Regions from separate parts of the Homo sapiens genome. Here regions 1 and 2 are each linked to region 3. Evidence: read pairs that join two places in POLR2A ChIA-PET (ENCODE). Cell type or tissue: CD4-positive, alpha-beta T cell. All regions are shown on one strand. Each heading gives the region's core, and the rest is flanking DNA. Links, peaks and the distances in the headings are about the cores only. Region 1 overlaps BORCS5 (BLOC-1 related complex subunit 5). Region 2 holds the start of LOC105369663 (a long non-coding RNA gene). Region 3 overlaps DUSP16 (dual specificity phosphatase 16).

What was found. ChIA-PET counts read pairs that join two places held together with the same protein. Peaks named below come from ENCODE experiments on the same cell type or tissue, not always from the same donor. Only the 100,000 strongest peaks of a DNase experiment are listed, where the experiment ranks them.
Region 1: POLR2A ChIA-PET joins it to region 3 with 6 read pairs; 7 of 35 experiments call an interaction of 5 or more read pairs at or near these places.
Region 2: POLR2A ChIA-PET joins it to region 3 with 8 read pairs; 5 of 35 experiments call an interaction of 5 or more read pairs at or near these places.

The regions. Positions count from the first base shown.
Region 1 is chr12:12,437,421-12,445,992 of GRCh38, forward strand. All of the region lies in intron 3 of BORCS5 (BLOC-1 related complex subunit 5), which reads left to right. Among named protein-coding and RNA genes, the nearest start is that of BORCS5, 85 kb to the left of the region's middle. RefSeq lists enhancers at 1,756-2,955, 2,235-2,529. In CD4-positive, alpha-beta T cell, for the core only: no CTCF peak of the experiment used is centred there; DNase peaks (open chromatin) are centred at 4,551 and 5,301; H3K27ac peaks cover 2,500 bases.
Region 2 is chr12:12,721,575-12,725,683 of GRCh38, forward strand. LOC105369663 (a long non-coding RNA gene) reads right to left here and starts at 3,549. Exons shown (of 2, transcript XR_931366.4): 1 at 1,649-3,549; 2 at 1,330-1,463. CDKN1B (cyclin dependent kinase inhibitor 1B) reads left to right here. Exons shown (of 3, transcript NM_004064.5): 3 at 1-795. RefSeq lists silencers at 2,184-2,313, 2,384-2,513, 2,724-2,993, 3,254-3,333, 3,674-3,923. In CD4-positive, alpha-beta T cell, for the core only: no CTCF peak of the experiment used is centred there; DNase peaks (open chromatin) are centred at 2,607, 3,587, 3,937 and 4,087; H3K4me3 peaks cover 2,500 bases; H3K27ac peaks cover 2,402 bases.
Region 3 is chr12:12,524,417-12,532,988 of GRCh38, forward strand. The region is part of intron 1 of DUSP16 (dual specificity phosphatase 16); the gene reads right to left. Among named protein-coding and RNA genes, the nearest start is that of DUSP16, 34 kb to the right of the region's middle. In CD4-positive, alpha-beta T cell, for the core only: no CTCF peak of the experiment used is centred there; a DNase peak (open chromatin) is centred at 3,665; H3K27ac peaks cover 2,253 bases.

The DNA of each region.
Region 1 (8,572 bases), core at 3,554-6,053, 86 kb before region 3:
AGAACAGACTAATACATAAGTTTACCAAATGATACAATGCCACCCTCTATTACCCAGGATTTGGGAACCAGTGGTCTTAAGCACTATTTCTAAAATAAGTTCTACAAAACTAGTCCCATATAAAGAGGTCAAACGATTTGCATATTCCCTCACCACCCCTTGGAAAGTCACAAAGCGTATTATCTCACTTAAAGTTCTTAGGAGTCTCACAATAAAGAAAGCCAGACTTTTGAAACTTAGTTGACCTCAGAACACTTATCTTAGGTAACATTTATTAATGTCCCATAAAGTAGTGATTTTAGAACATTCTTTGGGAAATGCTATTGTAGACATAAGACTTTACCTTTTTAATTTTTTTAGAAACAGAGTCTTATGCTGTCACCGAGGCTGGAGTTTAGTGATAACATTCATAGCTCGTTGCAACCTCTAACTGCTGGGCAGAAGCGATTCTCCAACCTCAGCTTCCTGAGTAGCTTAGGACTACAGGTGTATGCCATCACGCCTGGCTATGTTGCCTAGGATGTTTTCAAACTCCTCAGCTCAAGCGATCCTCCCGCCTCTGCCTCCCAAAGCACTGGGATTACAGGTGTGAGCCACTGCCCCTAGCCAGACTCTACCATTTTTTACAGTTGTGCTAGAAGTTAATTAACTATGACATTAACTCTCAGAGAGGAGATCTTAGAATTATAATAAATTGGCTTTTTGATGCTTATTCTTTTTAAAAAGTCCTTTAAGTTCAAGACCAGCCTGGCCAACATGGTGAAACTCCATCTCTACTAAAAATACAAAAATTAGCCAGGTGTGATGGTGCATGCCTGTAGTCCCAGCTCCTCGGGAGGCTGAGGCACAAGAATCGCTTGAACCTGGGAGGTGGAGGTTACAGTGAGCCCAGATCATGTCACTGCACTCCAACCAGGGCGACAGAGCCAGATTTCATCTCAAAAAAAAAAAAAAAAAAAACGAAAAACAACAACAAAAACCTCTAATCCATATCTGTTGTTTTGCAGTTTAGTAAAGTGTGGTACGGAGAGATTAACTGACTAGCTCTATATCAGAGAGCTGGGGAAAGTGTTTTGTAGCTGGAAGTACCAGACAGAGCTTCTCATTATAGCACATTTTCAAGACTTCAGAGCAGTGTTTGTCAGCCCTGGTTACATGTTAAAATTACTCGGAAGTTTTTTCCTCCAATATATATGATGGGAAATTTTACACATATACTGAAGAAGACAGGGTAAAAGAAGGCGGAGTAACACAGTGAACCTTAATGTACTCATTACCAGCCACTACAATCATCAGCTTGCAAATACTCCTGTTTTATCCATATCCCCACTCCCTGCCACCCTCAACTGTATATTTTATAGTAAATCCCCAGACATTATTTCATTCATAAATATTTAAGTATATATCTTTAAAAGTGAAGGATTCTTTTAAAAAATAACTTTTAAATTTGAATTAATTTTAGACTTGGAGGAAAGTCACAGAAATAATTTGAGAGTACCTATATACCCTGCCCCATGCAGCTTCCCCTAAAGTTAACACTTTACATAACCTTCGTACAATGATCAAAACCAGGAAATTAGCTTGGTACAATACTAGCAATTAAATGGAGGCCTTATTTTGAATTTTACCAGTAATTCCACGAATGAATGACTGAGTCGTTTTGAAAGATGTAGTTATAATGCTGTTATACCTAAAATATTTAACAATGATACCTTAATTCATTCAGCATAGCTGAGGTGCTGTTAAGAAAATTCTGATGTCTGGGTCTCACTCCGAACCGATTAGATCAAAATCTTTGAAGGGTGATAGGGTTAGGGCGGTGGGATGTTGGGTATTGGTATTTATGAAGGTGCTCTAGGTGATTCTAGTATGTAACCAGGGGAGAACCAGTGTTTTGGAGCATTCATTTAAAAATAAACTGACTTTGGCGGGCGACATGGCTCATGCCTGTAATCCCAGCACTTTCGGAGGCCAAGGCAGGTGGATTGTTTGAGCCCAGGAGTTCAAGACCAGCCTGGGCAACATGGTGAAACCCCATCTCTACAAAAAAGACCAAGAAAAAAAACAAACAGGCATGGTGGTGCGTGCCTGTAGTCCCAGCTACTTGGGAGGTGAGAAGATGGTTTGAGCTCAGGAGGCAGAGGTTGCGGTGAGCCGAGATCTCCACTCCAGTCTGGGCTACAGAGCAAGACCCTGTCTCAAAAAATAAAATAAACAGTTTAAAATTCTGTTTGAAGAACTTTGGGATTCACTTTGAATAGTCAGTAATTACCCAGGATTATTGCAAAACAGAGACCAGCACTCACAGTACTGAGCAATACCTCAGCAGCGTGCTCGGGCAGAGGAGGTGAGTGCAGTTTTGGGGCTTTCATTGGTGGCGTAATGTGTCCGTCTTATCTCTGTTGGTGAGTGTTAGCAAACTCCTGAATCATATCCGTCCGTCTATGTTCACCTCAGACCTAAGGGTTGAAATTAGTCACTTCCAAATGAGTAAAGCAGAGGATGTCATTTTGATCAAACACCAACTCTCTGATATTATTCCAGATGTTTCCTGGAAATTTGGTTGGAAAGATGAGGAAGTAACATAATGCTATGTGTTGACAAGTGAGGGAACTTAATAACCATGGAGAATATGTGTTAGTGGAAGTATATAACCGGGATCAACTAGAGGTCCCTAAGATTACAGTACCTGTGATCACTTAAGTCTGGATCAAAGGGAAACATGGCTATAACTATTTCTGATTCAGATAAAGGAAAATCAGAGAGTTAGCTCAGCTTTCCTTATGTTAAATTTGGATGATGCTCTTGAATGAAAAGCTTATGTTTATAGATTTGTGTATGTGAGGGAGAAGAACGGAGGTAATTTACTTTGCAATCAGGGAGTCTAGTGACATACCTTAACTACTAGTTTCTTTAATGGCGATAGGCTGACCCCTCAGCCAGCACTGTTGAGCAGCTATTGCAGACCCACCTAGTGGGGAGGTCCTTTGGGGGTTCCAGAGACATGTAACATGGTCCTTGCTCTTTGAGAGTTTAGCCTCGCTGAGGGAATGAAGATATACAGAACAGAAATATGAAAAAGGCACTGTTGAAGGGGAATGCTCATTTGTTATTTATAACTAAAGTTCTGTAAGAGTTAAAGATTGGGATATCCTGGAGCAGACGGGGTTTAAGCTAGGTCTTTGAAAAAAAAAAAAAAACCAGGATTTGGGAAATGAGAGGAAGAGGGGGGCATTGCTGCAGGGGAACAGCTTGACAGTCTTAGAAGAAAATTAACTTTGGGGCTTCAGGGACACTGAAGAAACTGGCCTGAGTTTCAGTGAGCTTGCTCAGAGAAATCTCTGCATTAAGAACCACAGAATGTTGGAATTGGAAGGACCTTAGAGACCCTCTGGTCCAGTGCTCTCATTATTCAGATGCAGAAATTAAAGGCTTTTACAGAAAGTAAGCACTTCGCCCAGGTCACACAGTGAGGTAGTGGCCAAAATTAAGTTAAAAGTGGATGAAGATCAAAGGGGATTTTTTGTTATGCAGGTGGTGCACTTGAACATGTTTACAGGATGAGGGGGAAGAGGCAGATGAGACAAGATCAAAGATGAAGGAGAAAGGGGGATTCTTAGAGCAAGATCCCTGAGGAGGCAAGAGTTGGAGCCTTGTGGGACATCTGTTCTGAGAGAACAGGGAGGACGCAGGCAAGTTTATGACAGGAGGGTCCCTGGCACAGATCGGTCACACCCAGCAGCTTGTATCCTCTGTGGAGAAGAGGGAGGTCATTTGTTGAGTGGTCATGGTGACTGGGTACAGTAATGAGTGCCATTAGGCATTGAGGGCTCAGCTGAGGCAGGGCAACTTGTATTTGCTCTTTGTATTTGCAGACAATTTGGCAGAATGGTTCTGAGCGTAAACTCCAGAGCCACACTGCCAAGGTTCAATCCTGGCTCCATCTCTGACTACCTGTGTGACCTCAGGCAAGTCCCTTAATTCTTCTGAGCCTCAGTTTCCTTTTCTGTTCAGTGAGAACAGAATGACATCCACCTCAGGTTTTCGTGAGGGTTCAATGAGTTATTCTTGGTACAGTTCTAGGGACCACGCCTGCCATGTAGTAGACACTGTAGTGTTAGCTCTTTGTTATTGCTTTAAATATAAATGATGACTAAGGAGAAAGGCCTATCCTAATTGCCATGAATTGGCCCATTTGAAATTACTTGATACCAGCAGCTGTCTAAATATTGCCCCATTTTAAGTTCTGCTCTTAACAACCCAAGTATAAGCACTAAATAGAGGCAAGGCAAAAAAAAAATTTTTTTTTTTTTAAGCCCACTGTGGTTTCCTTCAAACCCTGCAGGATTTCTTTCATGCCATGAATATGTAGTTTTTGGAATTTCTGTAGTGAATTTAACTGTTTATTCTGCTTTGTGGATAGCATACTCGTGCCTGGGGAACATGGGTCTTGAGAAATGTGAAGCTGGATGGTGGCAAACCATTAGTCCTTGGCTTCTAGGCTGTGGATACATGGCTGCCTCTGATTTGGGGGATTTCCTGTATATTGCCTCATTTCTAGTTAAGGATTCAAGTTGACAGACACTTAGTTTTAGGTTACATCTATCATTGAAATGTGGGGTAACTGAAAAGCCAACCAGAAAGGAGTGTGCTTCCTCCCCAGGTGTGGTTTCCCTGGGGGCGAGGGATGAGGCTGGTGGCAAATACGCAGCCCCAGGAAGATGCAGCACAGACTTTTGGAGCTTCTCTTGTCACTTCCCTGGGTCTTACTTCTGCCTCATTCTAGTTGCTGTCAGTGGGTAAATGTGTTCATAGATTAGAACAAGTTGCAGCACAGACTTTTGGAGCTTCTCTTGTCACTGCCCTGGGTCTTATTTCTGCCTCATTCTAGTTGCTGTCAGTGGGTAAATGTGTCATAGATTAGAACGCCTTTGTAACTAAGATAAAGCCACAAGCTTTATTTTGTTACAGTTCCTGTGTGCTTGCTTGAAGGCCTTGAGAGTACATTCATGATATGATTCTAGTAACTCCTGTTTTAATTCTTAGATGTGTTGATAAGCATAGTGTATTGACATAAACCAGTATGAAGCATGGAGGGGGTTCAGATGAACTGGTAAGAAAAACTTGCAATCCTTGGAAAGCCATATGATTACACAGGATTATGAAGAGGCCCTAAGGTTTCTCTAATTTAGCCCTTTCATTGTGCAAATAAAGAAACCAAGGATCTTCGAGTGTATATGGGATTTGCTGGGTATCTTTCCATTAGATAATGACTAAGATGGTATTAGAAGGTGAGTCATCTTTTCCACTGCACCATACTACTTATGTTCTGCCTCTTTGGAGTCCTTCATTTCATTTTTGGTTATTCCTTTTTTTACATGGTAGGTCCTCAACTGGTGTTTGAAGGAATGCACGAGAGTTGCCATTCATGGGCCTGCACACAGGGCTGGGCAGGGATTTCTTTCTGTCATCGGTACCGTAATGTTTAAGACCCAGCTGGAGTCATTTTCCAAGTATTTGACCTGACTTCCTGTACTGTGTGTCCTCCCAGGGAGAGAGACTGATCCAGATTAAATGAGTAGTTCCGAGTGTTGCACAGAGCATCACTGTCTGAACTGGCATTAGCATTCACTTTGAGCTCCTTTGGTTAAAAGCCTGGTTAGCGTGAGCTGTTGGCCAGGTGAAACTGTTGCTATCGCCCTGACACTGTGAACCGAATCTCCTTTAAATGACAACATTGTTAGAGTCCTGTGGCCGCTTTTAAATATATTTTGGCTTCAGTTGCTTCTTTCTTGACCTGAAATTATAAAATGAGTTGGGAGTACCTATTGCAAAGCTGCAAATTTTGACAAGAACATTGAGATGTCGGCTTCTTTTTGCTGAAATCCTGAGGCAAGACATTTCAAGAAAATTTTATGTTCCCATAGAATGTCACAAGTTACTCTGGCATCAATTCCAGGTTGAAACCTTACAGTGTAATTATAGTTTCCCCCCTTCTTGTCCTTTGGGCAACCTTTCTTTTCTGTAAGAAATACAACTGGTCCCCTGGGTGGCAGGAAATCCAGGTGGGGGAGTGGGCTGCTTCTGGTTCGGCGGACTGTAAGGTATGCTGCACAGGGCTTCCTTGGGCCTGGCCCCACACTTCCTTTGCACCAGCACTGTCCTGCCAAAAGCCAGAAATCCTGGAAGAGGGCCGAATCTAGTTTATTACTTGCCTGTTGGAAATGTAGGCTTGTGTTTTTTGGCAAGGCATGAGCAGAGCCCGGTTATTTGACTGCTCTGAGATTTAACTCCATTCCGCTTTTGGACAATGACATATGAGCATGTGTGAACAGCAGCCCCATTTCCCCCCAGTTTGCCTGCCCTAGACATGCCCTCAGACAGCTGGCTCTGCCAGCTTTCCCAGTGCCAGGTTCTAGAGCCCCTGTTCTTCTCCCTCCCCTGCTCATTTCCAGTCCACCAGAGCGGGCAGTGTCAGAGGTCCCATGCAGCCTCCTCTCTTGTGAGGAACCCCAGAGCACCTGTAGTCTCTAAGCCAACTAGCCAGTATTGAGGGCTCCTGGGTTATGGAAATGAAACCAGGGCTGGGAAAAGATATTCCCTGTCCTGTATCACTTCCAATGAAGAGAAACAAGAATTTTAGCAAATTGAACATTGCTGCAGTGCCTAGAACAATGCCTGGCATGTAGTAGATGTTGAATAAATACTTGTTTAATGAACAACTTTATATTCTTCAATTATCTCATCCTAGGGACTGATAAGTTTTCTCATTCTATCAGAGAAAATAAAGGTTATGAGGGTTGCATTAGGTAGAGTAAGCTAGGCTACAGCTGTAAGTAGACTCAAAGATGTGTAATGGATCAAATGCAACAGAAGTTTATTTGTTGCTCTTGTTCAAGGTGGGTGTTTCTGGTTAGCAGGTGACTCTCCTCCATTGAGTTCAGGGACTCAGTTTCCTTCTATCTTGTGGCTCTGCCGTCCCCAAAGACCACCTTGCTGATAGTGTCCAGTGGCAAAAGGGAAAAAAGAGTGGACTAGCACAGTTAGGAGGTTCTTACGGGCCAAACCTATGAGTGTTGCCTATGACTTCGGCTAGAACTCAATTACATGGCCACAGCTAACTCCAAAGAGGCTGGGAAATACAGTCTATTGTGTGCCCAGGGGTACACTAAATTTTGAACATCTGTGTCATCTTCGAACTTAGATTCCTAAAATGCATCTGCAGCCCAGCTTTGAGATTCAGAAGGCCTGATGCAAGGTTCCATGGTAAATTTTGCTTGGTTTAAGTCCTCCTGCCAATGAAAACCAAGTGACATTAGGAACAGATCTAACAATAAGTTAAAAAAAAATCAAGCTATAATAGTTTATATTCAATATGATTTCAACTGTGTTAAATATTCTGTTTGTTTATTTTAGAGCAGGGTTGTCCAATATTTTGGCTTCCCAGCCACATTGGAAGAATTGTCTTGGGCCACACATAAACATATTAATGCTGAGGATAGCTAATGAGCTTAAAAACAACAACAACAAAAAAAACTCATAATATTTTAAGAAAGCTTACAAATTTATATTAGGCCACACTCAAAGCTGTCCTGGACTGCATGCAGCCCACGGCCGAACAATCTTGTTTTAGAGACAGGGTCTCCCTGGTCTCCTTCTGTTGCCCAGGCTGGAGTGCAATACCACAATCATAGCTTCCGGTAGCCTCAAACTCCTGGGCTCAAGTGATCCTCCCACTTCAGCCTCTCAAGTAACCAGGACTACAGGTGTGCCACCTACCTGGCTAATTTTTAAATTTTTTTGTAGAGACAGTGTCTTGCCATATTGCCCAGGCTGGTCTTGAACTCCTGGCCTCAAGCAATCCTCCTACCCACCTCCCCAAAGTGCTGGGATTACAGGTGCGAGTCATCGTGCCTGCCTATGTTAAATATTCTTAATAAATGATTAGACAGAAGGTAACATGACAGTGACTTAATTGTGGTTGCCCTTTAGAGATGAGATTATCAGTGGTATTTTGTTTTAGCCTGCTTCTGTTTTTCTGTATTTTACAAGATTTCTATCTTGAACATGCATTGCTTTTTTTTTTTTTTTTTTTCAATTTGAAATACCTTTTTTTTTTTTTTTTTTTTTTTTTAAACTGATGGGTAGGCTCCATCTTCAGAGATTCTGAGCCAGTGGGTCTGGAGTAGGGCCTGGTACTTGCTCTTTTATTTTTTAATTTAATTTTTTTACAGAGAGTGTCTTGTTCTGTCACTTAGGCCAGAGTGCAGTGGCACAATCATAGCTCACTCCAGCCTCAAACTCCTAGGCTCAAGTGATCCTCCTGCCCCAGCCTCCCCAGTAGCTAGGATTACAGGTGCGTGACACTATGCCCAGCTGACTTTAATTTTTTTTTTTTTTTTTTGTAGAGACAGGGTCTCGCTAGGTTTCCCAGACTGACCTTGAACTCCTGGCCTCAAGCAGTCCTCCCACAATGGCCTCCCAAATGCCAGGATTACAGGCATGAGCCACCATACCTAGCTTCTGTTTTGTTTTGTTTTGTTTTGTTTTCTCACAGTATGTGAATCTCATA
Region 2 (4,109 bases), core at 1,610-4,109, 200 kb after region 3:
TGGGAGATCTGGTGATCTCCCAAGCTATCTAAAGTTTGTTAGATAGCTGCATGTGGCTTTTTTAAAAAAGCAACAGAAACCTATCCTCACTGCCCTCCCCAGTCTCTCTTAAAGTTGGAATTTACCAGTTAATTACTCAGCAGAATGGTGATCACTCCAGGTAGTTTGGGGCAAAAATCCGAGGTGCTTGGGAGTTTTGAATGTTAAGAATTGACCATCTGCTTTTATTAAATTTGTTGACAAAATTTTCTCATTTTCTTTTCACTTCGGGCTGTGTAAACACAGTCAAAATAATTCTAAATCCCTCGATATTTTTAAAGATCTGTAAGTAACTTCACATTAAAAAATGAAATATTTTTTAATTTAAAGCTTACTCTGTCCATTTATCCACAGGAAAGTGTTATTTTTCAAGGAAGGTTCATGTAGAGAAAAGCACACTTGTAGGATAAGTGAAATGGATACTACATCTTTAAACAGTATTTCATTGCCTGTGTATGGAAAAACCATTTGAAGTGTACCTGTGTACATAACTCTGTAAAAACACTGAAAAATTATACTAACTTATTTATGTTAAAAGATTTTTTTTAATCTAGACAATATACAAGCCAAAGTGGCATGTTTTGTGCATTTGTAAATGCTGTGTTGGGTAGAATAGGTTTTCCCCTCTTTTGTTAAATAATATGGCTATGCTTAAAAGGTTGCATACTGAGCCAAGTATAATTTTTTGTAATGTGTGAAAAAGATGCCAATTATTGTTACACATTAAGTAATCAATAAAGAAAACTTCCATAGCTATTCATTGAGTCAAATTGTAATGTGCTTTACCAAACAAGGTATTTGACCTGGCATTCTAGTCATATTTACACAAATGTAAATGTGAAGTGGCAAATACCTAGGTAATTCAGGCCCACAACTCAGATGATGTTTTATGTAGTCCGAATGTAGTTAGCAGTTACTGTTTTCCACTTAGCTCTGTGTGGGAGGACAAAACTTTAGAAGGTGAAAATGGAAAAGCTACATTTTCATATGAATAAGGTTGTCAAAAGTCTGCATTAGTAAAAATATTTATGTCTTCTAGGATATGAATGTGTCAAAACCAAAGAATCCTTACATAAGTGTACACTGACACATTTGCAGGATTGAAAATGAAAGTAACATGGTGACTTCTCTAAATTCTGTATTTACACATGAGAAGTGTGAGGAATTAAAGCAATTGTTTGGACCATCTAATGTATAAATCTTGTTTAAAATATTCAAACATATGGGCCCTTAAGAAATTGGTGTGCACTCTACGTAGCTATTTTTGAAATTTAACTGGTCATACAAAAATTCTTTCAATTTCTATATTTAGAAACGGGGTATTTCCTTGTTATAATCTACACAACCAAAAACTGGCTAATGTAAGTAACCAAATCTGAGGATTTTGAGTCTCCATAGCCATACAGCAGATATACAGTTTTTACCTAAGGAAAAAAGTATAAGACAAGACATTTTAAAGTCAGATTACTAAAATGATTCCTGTAATTCCACATTCTCAAGAAAAAATGTGTTTAAGGTGTAATAGTAAATTCTTATAGGACTTATTCTAGTAAGTGGGTAAATCGTAAAAATCTAAATTTGGGTTAAATTTTTTCGCTCAAATACCTACATTTCCTTTATCGTACCCCAAAAGGAGCTCTCAAAGAGTAGTTTGAACAGTTTTTGACCCGAAGATTTTTTTTTTTTTTTTTTTTTTTTGAGCAGGTTGGACTCTTCGGCTTCCTGGAAGGGAAAAATAGGTCCTTTAGTGGCTGGGCTACATCTTTCAAGTAGGTATTATTTTAATGAAAGACTAGAGGTGTTTTGTGATTTTGTTTGAAACTCGCATCCAAGAGTGTTTTTCGAAAACAGACTGAAGGAGCAAGAAAAACAATTCGAAATAGGAAGGAGAGGAGGGTCAGAAAATAATGAAATTAAAGTTCCTCTGAGTAAAAAAAGATAATTCAGAAAGTGTCTCTAACAGAATAAAAAATATCGCCTGGATTGCTGCAGGCACCCCAGTCTCCTTTCCTAAAGAGGTCTCTTTAAACAGAATTTTGAGAGATTGCGTTTTAGTTATGCGGGCCAGGGAGAAGTGGATGCTCGCCGCGCCAGGCACGTCCACAGGAACGCAGCCCCGAGTCACCGTGTCCTTCGTCCTTTACCCGCCTGTGTCAAGCCTCCCAAAATGACCCGCAGTTCAGCTCGTCCTTCGCCGTGAACGTCCCTTTGCGGGGTTGCGGCCGCCGTCGCCCGCCACCCCTTGCCCCACTACCCAAGCCACTGCGCCGTCGTCTCCCCAAACTGCCCCGCAGTTCCGCGCCCGCCCGCCGCGGCAGTTGCGGGGTCGGGCTGGCTGGTGCCTCGGGACGAGAAGGCCATCAAGTGTTGCTCCCTCATCTGTAACGTGCAGCCCCCCGCACTGTCGCCGTCGTCGCGCGCAGTTCCCGCGCCCGGGCGGCCGCGCCTCCGCCGCGCAGCCGGGCTGGGCGGTTTCTCAGAAACTTTCCTCCCTCCTCCTCTCCTCTGCGCTGAGAAAGCAGCGAAAGCTCCCACTCCTCTCCGCAAACGGACTCTCCACCTGAGTAACCGGCCGCCTCCCCGGCCGTGGGGATATCGGAGCTAAGGGGAGAGCCTTCCCGAGTTCGCCGACCCTCCGGCGCTGCAGCCCGCTCCCACCCCTACCCTGGGCTCCAATGATCCGCAGCCCCGCGCATTTCGAAAGCCCGCCCGGCTCGCCGGCGCCTGGGGAGGGCCACGGCGGCGCGCAGCCCGGGCCCCGCACCACGGCCGCCCGCGTGGGTCCCCTCTGCCCTCACCCCCGCTCGGCAACGTGCCCCCATCGCAACCCCGGCCGCCCGGCGCGGGGGCCTGGGACGGGGAAGAACTGGGGAAATGTGGGTTTGGGGGCGTGTTTGGGGGACTCCGGGAGCGTGGGCTTCACAGGCGAGGAGCGGGGCGAGAGGCCTCTCAGGCCGGGGTGCGCCCACCGCCCCGGCCTCAGGGAGCGACTTTCCCGGAGGCCGGGGGACGCTGCCTTCGCCATTTCATCTTCATCATCACAGCGCCCACACTTGCTCTTCTCTCAAGCTCTTTGCACAGAAAAAGTGATTCTAAATCTCCTCTAGGATCTCCTGTCTGGTGTTCAGAGTATGAATTTCTTTTTAAAACTTGCTGTGTCTTTCACCTGGGCCACACCCTACGCCCACCCACCCCCTCTCAGCCAAAAGGGAGGTAAAAAATCCTGCGGGCCCAGCTGGGGGTGGGGAAGGGGCCCACAGTCCCGCTGGAAAACCTCAGCGGCCACCTCCCGGATCCGGGCTGGCCTGGGGACTGGGGTGGGATGGGGTGGGGTCCGCCTCAGGCCGACCCCGCAGAACCGAAAGTGCCGAGTTGACACGTAAGGCCCAGCCCCTCTGCGGCCGCCCGCGCGCCCGGCCTGTCACGCGTGGGGACACTGAGCAGCAGGCATCGGAGCGAGCAGTACAAAAAGAAATCAAGGCGTTGGGCGCGAAACCTCGACGCGCCTCTAAAGGAACGTTGAGAAAAGGCAGGGAGCAGGGCGCGCGGCCGGGGGATTGCATCATTGCGGCTCCCCCTCCAGAAAACGGGCCCCGAACCGCGGCGACCATCATGGCGCTCGCGCCGGGCTGCGCTCCCCGCGCGCCTGCCCCGCGCTCCGGCCGCGGCCCCGGAGCCTCGGACGCGCATTTCACAAACATTCTCGCCCTCTCCCGAGCGCCCGCCCCCACCCCCTCCTTCTTTCTGTGTGTGTGTGCGTACGTGTGTGCGTGTGTGCGCGCGCGTATTTGTGTGTAGGGAGAACTTGCAGATGATTTTTTTTTTCCCTCCCGTGCTGCTGGTTGTAAACTTGATTGGCATTGGCTGCGCCCACTGACCCCGACGCTGAGTCCGCTGAAGATTTAAGGTGGATCCGAGAAGCTGCAGCTTCAGGCGGAGTCTCGCGCTCTAGTCGGTTTTGGGAAGAGAAAAAAAAAAAAAAAAGCCCCGAACCGGGCGCCCGCCGCGTTTGCCGAATCTCCCGCGGCCCCAGCCCCCGCGCCCGCCCGGGGCCCCTCCCCGCCTCGCGC
Region 3 (8,572 bases), core at 2,658-5,157:
CCTGCCAAGGGATCATGGAGGGTAAAGTAACAATGGCCTTAATCTCTTTCATTTACAGTTAGAGAATTTTGGTTAAATCTCCATCACTGGCTATGAGTCTAATTTTAAAAATTTCTCTGTAGTTACTGTTTTGTTTTCAAAATCCTTTGCATTAGGTAAGATTTGAAAGATGACAAGAGAATATTTTGCTTGCAACATCACCAAGCTAATCTTACCCAGAATTTCTATAAGTCAAGGGGAATAAAAATTTTTACAATGAACCACAAAGGCTCAAGTCCATAGAACAAAATCCAGAGCAGACCAGCTTTGCTATTTATCTATTTATTTAGCCAGCTGCTAAAGTTGAAATACTTTCTTTAGATTTTTAAATAGGTAATATATTCATATGGTTCAAAAAAAGTCTAAAAATGTATACATAGTATGAACGTGTACAGTTTATTGTGTCACTTATACATCAATAAAGGTGTTTAAAATTGCCACGATATTGAAACTTCAGCAAATACATTTAAATAAAAAAAAACTAAATATATTCATAATCCTTCTTCTACCATTATCCTCCATCTGCCTGGGTCCCAACCCTGCCCTCTAACTGGTAACAACTTTTAGTAGTCTCATCTAATTTATTCCAAAGATTTTTTTAAATTAATATAGAATGAAGCACAAATATACACACTTTTCCTTCTCTTTGTTCAAATGGTTACAAAGTATAGACACTGTCTTGCATCTTGCTTTTTCTTTCACTTACAGTACTTGAATCTCATTTTTTTCAACATTTAATTAGAAAATGAATCAATCTATATTTCCATGGGCCTTGCATATATGCATGTCTGGAAATCTAAATAAAACATGTAGAAATTCTTTTTTTTTTTTGAGACAGAGTTTCACTCTTATTGCCCAGGCTGGAGTGCAATGGCGCATCTCGGCTCACCGCAACCTCCACCTCCCAGGTTCAAGCGATTCTCCTGCCTCAGCCTCTCCAGTAGCTGGGATTACAGGCATGCGCCACCACACCCGGCTAATTTTGTATTTCTAGTAGAGATGGGGTTTCTCCATGTCAGGCTGGTCTCGAACTCCCGACCTCAGGTAATCCACCTGCCTTGGCCTCCCAAAGTGCTGGGATTACAGGTGTGAGCCACTGCATCCGGCGAAATTCTTAAACTTAAAAGATAACTCCAGCTGGGCATAGTAGCTCATGACTGTAATCCAAGCACTTTGGAAGGCCAAGGCAGGAGGATCACTTGAGTCCAAGAGTTCAAGACCAGCCTGAGCAACACAGTGAGACCCTATCTCTACAAAAAATTAAAAATATATGTATACACACACACACACACACACACACACACACAATTTTCCCCCCTAGAATTACATACTAGAGTACCTAAGAAGCTGACAAGTAACTCATAATAGTGTGCTCAAAAGGTTAGCAAATTAAATGCTGGGGGTCACCACAGCTGGCCTGTTTTATGACATACTAGTTAGAGAGTACCCTCTATAACTACTCTGGCTTAAAAGAAAGTTAAAATGTGATGGTGAACATTCATGAAGTTATGGAAATTATCTTTTAAAGGATAACCTAAAGTCAGCAAGGCAGTATTTATCAAACTGAAGACTGGTAACCTTAATCAGGGCTACTACACAAAAAACTGCAAAGTATCCCAAGTTCAAAATAAAGGTTTTAAAAGACTATCTAGGAATAAAGATAAACTGAGTCAACATCTTAGTATAACAAAATGACTACAGATCATGGAAGAAAATCAGCAAATCTCCTAAAGAAATACCATTTCTGGTATATTTTTACCTTTCAGCAAATGATTTATGTTTTATATTTTATAATATTTAACACAAGTTGTATAACAACTTTCCCCCTTTAATATACAATTTTGTCTGTTTTTATATGTAATTTATTTTTATTTAGATTCCATTTGGTTACTTATGGAAATGTATTTATGACTATAACAGAAATCACTGGAGTTTTATTTCTTGAAATTCACTCTATATCCAACTCTGCACAAATACGGTGTATCAATGAAGTATGCTACTGAATAAGTTATGTTTAAGAACTGTAAGTCTATTTTTATGTTAAAGTGAACAGGTAGGGCCTGTTTCAACTAAGAGAACAACATAAAGTCTGTATAAAACCAGTATTTGCCATTAATTACTTAAAAGGAAAATGTTTTGTTTCGATTTTTATTACTTGTACACTTCAAAATTTGTGCCTAGCCAGAGAATCCTTTTTTTAAGATTATTTTTACGTGATTATATTAAGGATCTTCTTCTGCTTCCCAGATGATTTTTCTCTTCAACTTCCCAAACATGATCCTGGGTTCTAGGTCAGTCATACTGACACTGACTATATCCCACTCAGAAAAAAAGTGATAATCGCTCACACACACAATTTTTTTCTTTCTACCCATGGGTTATTTTCTGCTGGCAGCAATAGTTTCATCTGCTACTGCTACTGCTGCCCTAAAACACCCACTCCCAAGGCCTGCATCAAGGCCCACAGCAGGGGATGGGGCTCCAGGAGGAAGCGGGGGGTCCCACTCAGAGAGGCACAACTCCATTTTAAACATTTTCTTTTACAAAGAGAAATTATCAGGGAAAGGAAAAGGATCCCATAGCTATGGGGTGCTTAACAGGCCTGTTGAGTGAGGAGAGGGATTTAGTTTTATTTGGTTGGGCTAGAGCTCAAGTTCAAATTCTCAGTTTATGGAAAGGATATAATCAGGTGAGAAGTTTACTTTTATTAAACTACAAGCCTGACTTAAATTTTTTCCCTCCAACAAAACTGAAGAAACAGGCAACAAGATATACCGAAATGCCTTTCAATAGAGCCCTAAACACAGGCTTTCAATAACAGGAAAAAAACCAATCAAAAGGGAAAAAAGGAGACTATCATATCTGCAAGCAAACAAGAACTCCTTAGACTTTGACTGCCTCAATGCTACACAGATTAAAGCAACTTTATCTCATAAGCTGTGGGTTAAGATAAACTTGATAGAAATTCTGAGCTCTGGTATTTGGCAAATATATTCAATTAAAAAAATAAAAACAAACACAAAAAACCACCCTCACCAAAATCAAGAAAGCTAAGAACTTGGTGCGGCAAACCACCATGGCATGTGTATACCTATGAAACAAACCTGCATGTTCTGCACATGTACCCCAGAACTTAAAAGTATAATATATACTTTATAATATGTACTTTTATTTATAAAAGTATAAAACAAAGTAAAACTACAAACTTAATGTGCTTTTTAGCTGCCTATTAATGTCTGATCATATTTCCTTACCCAAAAATTGAGGACACATATTCTGACAAGTGATGGCAATAATGAGACTGCTTGAAGCAAAACTATTTAGATGATACTAGACCTGGAGACAGCAGTTATCCGCACCGTAGAACCCAGTTGCCTCGCACTGACATACCACACTGTTGAAAGCCGCCCCTCCAATCAGAGGTTCAGGTTGTTTACATACATCTCAAGGACCCACAGATAAAGGCTGGAATAGCAGTCAGCCTTCAAAGACTACCTATAATGCCTGCGCTTTTAGGCACAGGCCAGCCCAGGCAGAGGCCAAATCTGTGAGAAGCCTTCACCAAAGTTTCTGTTCAGGGCAAGGAGCACTCCCCTCCTGGTATTGGCTCAATCAGAGCTCTTGTCTTTTTCTTAGTACTGCTTCCTGTTTATGATCACCTGTTTCACCCGCTTCCCCTTCCCTGACCCACCTGAGCTCTCCTCCTCCTTCCCCCTCCCAACCTTCCTCTTTCCCTCTGCCACCCATGTATGTATCCTAGACACACTCCTCCTGGCCCACAGGCTCCTTCACCTACCCCTCTACACTTAATGCTTCCTCCAGACACGCTGCCTGAAAACTCAGGACCCTACCTACTGGGAGAGGGGCCGGTGTATGGAGGTGGTCTTGGGAGGGTAGAAATGGAAGGATCCCTGGATGAAGTTACTGGGCAAGAGGAAATACGGCCAGGGATTGGCTTAATCTGAGAATTGAGGAGAAAATGTTTTAGAAGGGTATTTTCAGTAAAGGTAGGCTGGAGGCAGGAGAAGAAAGATTTAGAACAAGCCAAACAGAGGTCAGATGGGGATTAATTCGTGCATCCTGGTTTTCTTGAACATCTGCCAAATCACTATAATTCATCAGGCCTACTGTAACTAATTCAGTCAACTAACAAGTACTTATTTGGCACCTAATATGTGCCAGGCACTGTGAAAATGTAGCAATAAATGAAAAAAGTATTCATTATAATTTATAAGTTATTAATGTACTGCCTGGTTATAAATTAACAAGGCAAAAATTACTGCCTTTCTGGAGCTTCTAATTTAGTGATGGGGGACACGATCAACAACAAAAACAAAACATTTCCTATGATAGACGCCGATAAGAACTAGGGAGAAAAAATAGAGCAAGAGCAAAGGGTGTGCGGGGGTGGCTGTTAAATTGTAAACAGAGTAGTCACAGAAGGCCTTACCTTGAGAACATGAGAGAGGAGAGTGGTAAGAGACTGAGCTATGTGGATACCTGGAAGATTGTAGCTTTCTGGGGCCAATGAATATACTAGCCAAGATAATGCTGAATTGGGCAAATACCAATAAAAGATGTGGCAGGTGTTCATGCTTTGTTCAGAACTATGGTTATATCTATTGGAAATGATGCATTTCCAGGAAACTGAACTTTTGTTTTTGTTGTTTTTTGAGACAGGGTCTTGCTCTGTCACCCAAGGCTGGAATGCAGTGCTATGATCTCAGTTTACTGCAACCTTCAACTCCTGGGCTCAAGTGATCCTCCCACTTCAGTCTCCCAAGTAACTGGGACCACAGGCATGTGCCACCACACCTGGCTAATTTTTATTTCTTGTAGAGACGGGGTCTCACTGTGTTGCTTAGTCTGGTCTCAAACTCCTGGGCTCAAACAATTCTCATACATTGGCCTCCAAAAGTGCTGGGATTACAGGCGTGAGCCACTGTGCCCGGCCAAACTTTTTAAATTAATGGATAAAACTGTATGTATTTATCATGTACAACACGATATTCTGAAGTAGATATACACTGTGGAATGGTTAATTCTACTAACAAGTGCATTACCACACATAGCCATCATTGTTGTGATGAGAACACTTAACATCCACTCCTTGAATTTTTCAGGAATACTATATATCCTCGTTAACTGTGGTCACCATGCTGTACAATAGATCCTTGAACGTATTTCTCCTAAATAATTATTTACTTTCACCAACATCTCCCCAGGCTTCCCCTCCCCATTAAACATCCCAGCCTTTGGTAACCATTCTACTCTCTACTTCCATGAGATCAACTTTTTCAGCTCCCATATATGAGTGAAATTACACAGTATTTGTCTTCCTGTGTCTTGTTTATTTCACTTAACACAATGTCCTCCAGGTTCATCCATGTTGTAGAAAATGACAGGATTTCCTTATTTTTTAAGGCTGAATAGAATTTCATTGTGTACATATATACCACGTTTTCTTTATTCATTCATATTTTGATAGACGCTTAGGTTGATTCCTTATCTTGGCTATTGTAAATAGCACTGCAATAAACATGGGTATGCAAACATCTCATTTTCTTTACTCAGTAATGGGATTGCTGGATTATATGGTGGTTCTATTTTTAATTTTTTTTGAGGAACCTCCATAGTGTTTTCCATAATGGCTATAAATAGTTCATATTTCCACTAACAGTGTATAAGGGTTTTCCTTTCTCCACATCCTTACCAACACTGATCTTCTGTCTTTTGAAAACAGCCATACTACCAGGAGTGGGATACTATCTTACTGTGGTTTTAATTTGCATTTCTCTGATGATGAGTGATGCTGAGCATTTTTTCATAGACCTGTTGGCCATTTGCATGTTTTCTTTGAAAAATGTCAGGTCTTTCACCCATTTTTCAACCAAGTTACTTGCTTTCTTGCCATTGAGTTGTTGGAGTTCCTGATGTTTTTGAGGTATTAACTATTTATCAGATGTATAGTTTACAAATATTTTCTCCCATTCTGTAGGTTGTCTCTTCACTCTGTTGACTGTTTCCCTTGCAGTGCAGAAGCTTTTTAGCTTGACATAATCCCATTTGTCTATTTTTGCTTTTGTTGTCCATGCTTTTGAGGCAGGCAATTGAACTTTTAGCTTCAGTGTGAAAAAACATATATATAAGAAAATTTAGTACAATTTCTTCCTTAAAACTACAAAGAGAGAAACTGTGGTTCCTATACAGTGCATTTCTTGGCAAAGAAATGAAAAGAAATCCTGTAACAAGAAAGATTACTATTAATGTTAATATTATACATTTTTTCCAACCCCACAAGTGTGTTGTATCTACTAAGAGAATCTTAGTTTTACAACATGGAATGTAGTAAAATATCAAAGACACATTAAGCAAGATATATGTGTGAAAAAAGTCTATACAAGGAGGTAGTTTAAAGGATCTTTACATTAAAAATTTTTTAAATGCTTTCAAGGTTCTCTCCTTGTCAGAAGGATCAAATACTTAACACAAGGCCTTTACAAGTTAGATTACTATATTGAAGGGGTTGATAACACTAAAATAAGTTTATAATCTTTATCTATTAATATATGCACCCCCTCCTTTAGTCCACACCAGCCCCAGAACAACAAAATTCCAATACATGAAAGATATAGTATACTTTGTTGACAAAGAACTAATTGACTAAAGGTATTAAGACCAGAGTAAACATCTGAACAATTTGGAACACAGTCTAAGGGGAGAGGGGTTATAATTTAATTTTTCCAAACAGGACTGGAAGGCTCTAGGAGCAAGCAATGGAATGCAACACCGACACCAAACTTCTCACCCACCTGCACTCAAGCTCAAGCTCACAATAGTAATATTCCATAATTTAATCTATTTTAAATCTCTTAGTACTAAAATAAATAAAATTAGAATGCTGAACTACATTCTCCTGAAGATAATTTCAAAATGGCTCACAGAATAAATTCAAAGTGACTTATGGCTGGGCATGGTGACTCATGCCTGTAATCCCAGCACTTTTTCCCAGAATTTTTCCAATGCCAAAAGTGTGTTGTATCTACTAAGAGAATCTTAGTTTTACAATATGGAACGTAGTAAAATATCAAATACATGTTAAGCAAGACATATGCATGAAAAAAGTCTACACAACAAGGAGGTAGTTTCAAGAATCTCCTTTAAACTACTTTTGGGAGGCCGAGGTGGGTGGATCACTTGAGGTCAGGAGTTCAAGACCAGTCTGGCCAACAGGGCGAAACCCCGTCTCTACTAAAAATACAAAAATTCACCAGATGTGGTGGCATGGGCCTGTAATCCCGGCTACTCGGGAGGCTGAGGCAGGAGAATCGCTTGAACTTGGGAGGTGGACACTGCAGTGAGCCGAGATCACACCACTGCACTCCAACCTGGATGACAGCGTGAGACTCATCTTAAAACAAGGCCGGGCGCGGTGGCTCACGCCTGTAATCCCAGCACTTTGGGAGGCCGAGGCGGGTGGATCATGAGGTCAGGAGATCGAGACCATCCTGGCTAACAAGGTGAAACCCCGTCTCTACTAAAAATACAGAAAATTAGCCGGGCGCGGTGGCGGGCGCCTGTGGTCCCAGCTACTCGGGAGGCTGAGGCAGGAGAATGGCGTGAACCCGGGAAGCGGAGCTTGCAGTGAGCCGAGATTGCGCCACTGCAGTCCGCAGTCCGGCCTGGGCGACAGAGCGAGACTCCGTCTCAAAAAAAAAACAAAACAAAGTGACTTACAAGAAAGTGCTTTATCTTTCAGTTAAAATACACATGAAAAAATACTGGAAAAGGCCTACATGTATAAGAAAGGGACAGACTGGCTTAAGTAACTTATAAATTATGATAAATCCTGCAACATGGTATGCAACATTTAAAAACGATGGTGTAAAAATATACTTATTGACAGCCAAGGATGGTCATGATATATTGAGAATAAAGTCAAGTCTCAGAACAGCTAGGTAAAATAGAACCTCAAACACCCACAGGCATACAAACACATACGATGGATATGTATAAAACATAGTAATAGTTTTACTTAGGTAATTAAACGTAATTGTCATACTCTTTTCCATAACCTTGGAAATTATGAAAAATATTAATATAAGGTCATGACATACATTCAGACCCAGGAACTATTACCAGGTCCTACTGTACTCCTTCTTCTCAGGACCATTATAAAAGTTTGGGTGGGCAAAGGTTAAGAAGATGAGAACTGGGCACAGTGGCTCATGCCTGTTATCCTAGCACTTTGGGAGGCCAAGGCGGGCAGATCACCTGAGGTCAAGAATTCGAGAACTACTTGGCCAACATGGTGAAACCCCATCTCTACTAAAAATACAAAACTTAGCTGGGCGTGGTGGTGCATGCCTGTAATCCCAGCTATTCGGGAGGCTGAGGCAGCAGAATCGCTTGAACCTGGGAGGCGGAGGTTGCAGTGAGCCGGGATCGCTCCATTGCACTCCAGCCTGGGGGACGAGAGCGAAACTCTGTCTCAAAAAAAAAAAAAAACAAAGAAGATGAACAAATGTAATGT